2 separate regions of the Mus musculus genome follow, and region 2 is linked to region 1. The links are chromatin loops, found by intact Hi-C in ENCODE. Cell type or tissue: heart. All regions are shown on one strand.

Region 1 (2,500 bases):
AACAAAGACAGACACTCTCTCAGAATAAAAGGATGGAAAAAGGTCTTCCAAGAAAATGGTCCCAGGAAACAAGCAGGAGTTGCCATCCTAATATCCAATAAAATAGACTTTCAACCAAAGGTTATCAAGCGTGATGAAGGACACTTTATATTCATCAAGGGGAAAAATCTACCAAGAGAAAGTCTCAATTCTGAACATCTATGCCCCAAATGCAACAGCTCCCAAAATCATAAACGAAACTTTACTAAAACTCAGAACACACATTGACCCCACACAATAGTAGTGGGAGATTTTAACACCCCAATCTCACCAATGGACAGGTTATTAAAACAAAAACTAAACAGAGACACAGTGAAACTAAGAGAGGTTATGAACCAAATGGATTTAACAGATATCTACAGAACATTTCACCCTAAAACAAAATAATATACCTTCTTCTCAGCACCTCATGGTACCTTCTCCAAAATTGACCATATAATTGGTCACAAAATAACCCTCAAAAGATACAAGAAGATTGAAATAATACCATGCATCCTATCAGATCACCATGGGCTAAGGCTGGTCTTCAATAACAGCAAAAACTACAGAAAGCTCACATACACGTGGAAACTGGACAACTCTTTACTCTGTGATAACTTGGTCAGAGAAGAAATAAAGAAAGGAATTAAAGACTTTCTGGAATTTAATGAAAATGTTGATACATCATACCCAAACTTAGGGGACACAATGAAAGCAGTGCTAAGAGGAAAGTTCATAGCACTAAGTGCCCTGGTAAAGAAACTGGAGAGATCTTACACTGACAACTTAACAGCATACCTTAGAGATCTAAAACAAAAAGAAGCAAACTCACCCAAGAGGAGTAAAAGGCAGGAAATAGTCAAACTCAGGGCCAAAAACAACCAAATAGAAACAAAGAAAACAATACAAAGAATCAGCAAAACCAAAAGCTGGTTCTTTGAACGAATCAACAAGATAGATAAAGCTCTAGCCAAACTAAAGGGACAAGAGGCAGTATCAATTTGGTAAAATCAGAAATGAAAAGGGTGACATAACAACAGAAATAAAGGAAATTAAAAAAAATCAGATCCTACTATAAAAGCCTATACTCAACAAAACTAGAAAATCTAGATGAAATGGATGGTTTTCTAGACAGATGCCACATACCAAAGTTAAATCAAGAGCAGGTAAACTATAAAAACAGACTCATATACAATGAAAAAAAGAAAGCATATTCTGTAAATGGTGCTGGTCTAACTGGCTGTCTGTATGTAGAAGAATGAAAATAGACCCATATTTGTCACCTTGTACAAAGCCCAAGTCCAAGTGGATCAAGGACCTCAACATAAAATCAGATACACTGAATCTAATAAAAGAGAAAGTGGGAAAGAGCCTTGAACTCATTGGCTCAGGGGGAAATTTCCTAAACAGAACTCCAATGGCTCATGCTCTAAGATCAAGAATTGATAAATGGGACCTCATGAAACTGGAAAGCTTCTGTAAGGCAAAAGACATAGTCATTAAGACAAATTGGCAACCTACATATTGGGGAAAAAAATCTTCACTAACGCCACATCCGATAGAGTGTGAATGTCCAAAATATATAAAAGAACTCGAGAAGTTAATCACTAAAAAACCAAACAACCCAATTAAAAAATGGGGTATAGAACTAAACCAAGAATTCACAACTGAGGAATCTAGAATAGCTCAGAAACACCTAAAGAAATGTTCAAAGTCCTTAGTGATCAGAGAAATGCAAATCAAAATGACCCTGACACCAATCAGAATGGCTAAGATCAAAACCTCAGGTGACAATACATGTTGGAGAGAATGTGGAGAAAGAGAACACTCCTCCTTTGCTGGTGGGATTGCAAACTGGTACAAGCACTCTGGAAATCAATCTGGAGGTTCCTCAGAAAATTGGAAATAGATCTACCTGAAGACCCAGCTATACAACTCTTGAGAAAATACACAAAAGATGCCCCACCATGCCACAGGGGCACGTGTTTCCACTATGTTCATAGTGACCTTATTTATAATAGCCAGAAGCTGGAAACAACCCAGATGTCCCTCAACAGAGGAATAGATACAGAAAATGTGGTACATTTACACAATGGAGTACTACTCAGCTATTAAAAACAAAGAATAGAAATTCTTAGGCAAGTGACGAAGACCAGCTTCATGAACGCCTTAAAGAGACAGACGGACTACCGCTCTGGTGGCAAGTAGCAAAGCTTTACTGATTTTTTCAGCTTATAAACATGGGGTATGATTTTGAAATTTTTGCTAAAAAAATAACATTTTTACTTAGTTGCACCTGGCAGACAATATTATCATTTTTGGAGTCATTTTCTCATAACAAGACCATTCTTCAGAAGGAGGAACTGTTTATCAGCAGACCCAAGGACATCCTCCTCTCCGGGTAAATATTAACTCTTGACTAGGAACAAGGGAAAACTCTGGCCCACAGAAAGTTATGTTAGGACATCCCTCCCTTCCAGGA
Region 2 (2,500 bases), 430 kb after region 1:
GACGAGTCTGTCTTCCCAGGCCTGCCTAAGGCCTTCCAGCTCTATGAGGACTAACCTGTCAAGTCAAACCTGTAGCAACATATTTACTCATAGCATCATAATAATTCATGTACTATCCAACCCACCCATTTAGGGTACATAATTCTATTTCTTTGAATTCCTTACTTTACTAAGTTTAAAAACACAATATATAGTAAAAATTGCTTCAGTACACAATTTAGTTATTAAGTACAGGAGCCAGCAAGATGGCACAATAGTTATGGGCTTTTGCCACCAAGCCTAATGACTTGAGCTTGATCCCTGGAGCCTATGTGGTGAAAGAAAACTACTTCCTACAAGATATCCTCTGACCTTTACATGCTTGCTTAGCACGAACATGTGTATCACACACACACACACACGTGAACTGTTTCACACTAAATTCCCTGTATTGTCTAGGCATTCCTGCTACCTGTTCCAAGAATGCTATTCCTCATCTCAGACAGGCCCTCTGTGCCAATTCAACAGGAATTCTGCACTCTGGCTCTGGTCCTGGTAACCTGTATTCTACTGGAAGGTTTCTTTAATTTGTATGGTAGAGGAATGATCAAATATAGGACCTCTAATGTGATAGGCAAGTGCTTACAATTCATCTACAGTACCAGTAACCAGAAAGCTTAATTTTTAATTTATGTTACTTCAAAATTGAGCCGGGTGTGGTTGTGTCACCTTTAATCCTAGCACTTGGAAGGTAGAGGCCAGTGGATCTCTGTGAGTTTAAGGCCAATCTGATATGCACAGTGAGTTCCAGGCCAGCCAAGGCTACACAGAAAAACCCTGTCTCAAAAAGAAAGGAAGGAAATAAATAAATAAACAAGCAAGCAAACAAATTAATAAATATCTGGTCAGGGATGTGTGGCCCAATGGTGGATGGAGTACTAGCATAGCATATTTTGGGCTCTTAAGTTCCATCCCAACATTGTAACATTTAAAATAAGAGATAAGACCCTCCAAGGATGTATAGGGAATGGCTGGCCCTCAGAGAGGGGGCTCTCAGACTAAAAGAATAGGGATCTCAAGTGTCCCTGCTGCCCCTGCCCAGAGCTGCTGTCCTTAACCTGGTGCTGACGTGACCAAGTTTACTAAGCTGCACTGCTTCCCCCTGCTGGAGACAGCGCTTTTTTTCCTGATGTCCTGGAGTACCTTTCTCCTGGCGGAAGCCTGTGGGTTTACAGGTAGGTTTACTGCTGGGCTGCAGCAGGGCCTGTAAGAGAGGGAGGGAGAGAGGAAAAGAGGGAGGAGCAGATGAAAGGCGGTAGGGGGAGGGAGGGAAGGAGGATTGGAGTTAGGCAAGTCTCGCATGCCATGGATTTTCATGTCAGTAGATTTTTTTGGTCTCGTCTTTCCCATTGACGTTTAGAAACTCTTTTTGACAGGTGTTGTAGCTGTCCTTTTCTGTGGGATTACACAAGCTCATTACACATATAACAACCTGTCAGTAGAATCTCGAAGTCGAAGCAAGCAGGTAAGAGTGGTCCTTGAGCCCGCTGGGCTGCCAAGTAGCTGGACAGGAGGAATGCAGCCAGGAATGCAGTGTTCACAGCCTCCCTTTTCCTTCTTCCTGCAGCTTTTTGAGGTGTTACACTTCCTGGCAGAGAACTTCATCTTTTCCTACATGGGCCTGGCACTGTTCACCTTCCAGAAACACGTTTTCAGCCCCATTTTCATCATCGGTGCTTTTGTATCCTTTTCCTATTTGACATTGTAGACAGAAGTGACCTCTGCTGGGAAAGGCATGCAACTACTAAGAGGATTCTGACTCTGATTAGAATGGGTAGCTGGGTCCGTTCTAGTTCAGTGTATTTGTAGTGGGGTAGGGAGTGGGGGTGGGAAGCTTCCTAAAGCTGAATATATTTGATTTCTAGGGCTGTCTTTTTTTTTCTGGCATTCTCTGTTCTAAGCTAGTGTTTGTTGGGCAGTCATTTGTTTTGTAGAGTTCTGTCCTGATTAGATCTAAAAGTCAATAACCATGCCAGACCCCAGAATTATTGTAGATATGCTATTGTCGCTATTGTCATGTCAGCTGTAACAGAGTCAGTTCCCTGGTTCTAGTGATTAGAAGGTTCCACTCTTCTTGCTCTCAGCTGCAGATTCTAGCTTGGGTAGCCCCAACCCATGCTGCCTTTGTGTGTGTGTAGACAGTGTCCATACTTTCAGCTAAGCTGCCCTGCCCCTTAGATTATGCTGGGAGAGACTTCTTTGTTTTTTCTAAAACAGGAAGGAAGAGAGGTTTGAAAGAAGGAAGAGATGAGGAAAAAAGAACAGATAAAAAACTGATAGAATTGAAGGGGAGGAGGAAGGAATGAGAAAGAGGATGAGAAGAAAAGATAAAACTTCTTTGACGTCAACCCTTGGGGATGTAATATTTCAGAAGTGGGGCATTTTGGGTGCTTGGGTTAGATAGGAGGGAGGGATGTGAGTGCCCTGGAGTGGCTCAGCAGCTGATGGCTTTGCTCACATG

Evidence for each region. Peaks named below come from ENCODE experiments on the same cell type or tissue, not always from the same donor. Only the 100,000 strongest peaks of a DNase experiment are listed, where the experiment ranks them.
Region 2: it touches region 1 in a loop (11-fold over the local background); 6 of 42 quality-filtered maps call a loop at or near these places.

What each region holds. Positions count from the first base shown.
Region 1 is chrX:20,589,663-20,592,162 of GRCm38, reverse strand. No RefSeq gene overlaps it. Among named protein-coding and RNA genes, the nearest start is that of Rbm10, 27 kb to the left of the region's middle. In heart, no CTCF peak of the experiment used is centred here; no DNase peak of the experiment used is centred here.
Region 2 is chrX:20,161,148-20,163,647 of GRCm38, reverse strand. It overlaps Slc9a7 (solute carrier family 9 (sodium/hydrogen exchanger), member 7), which reads left to right. Exons shown (of 17, transcript NM_177353.4): 8 at 1,109-1,214; 9 at 1,416-1,504; 10 at 1,607-1,720. Among named protein-coding and RNA genes, the nearest start is that of Chst7, 100 kb to the right of the region's middle. In heart, CTCF peaks have their summits at 1,155 (motif pointing left) and 1,759 (motif pointing left); no DNase peak of the experiment used is centred here.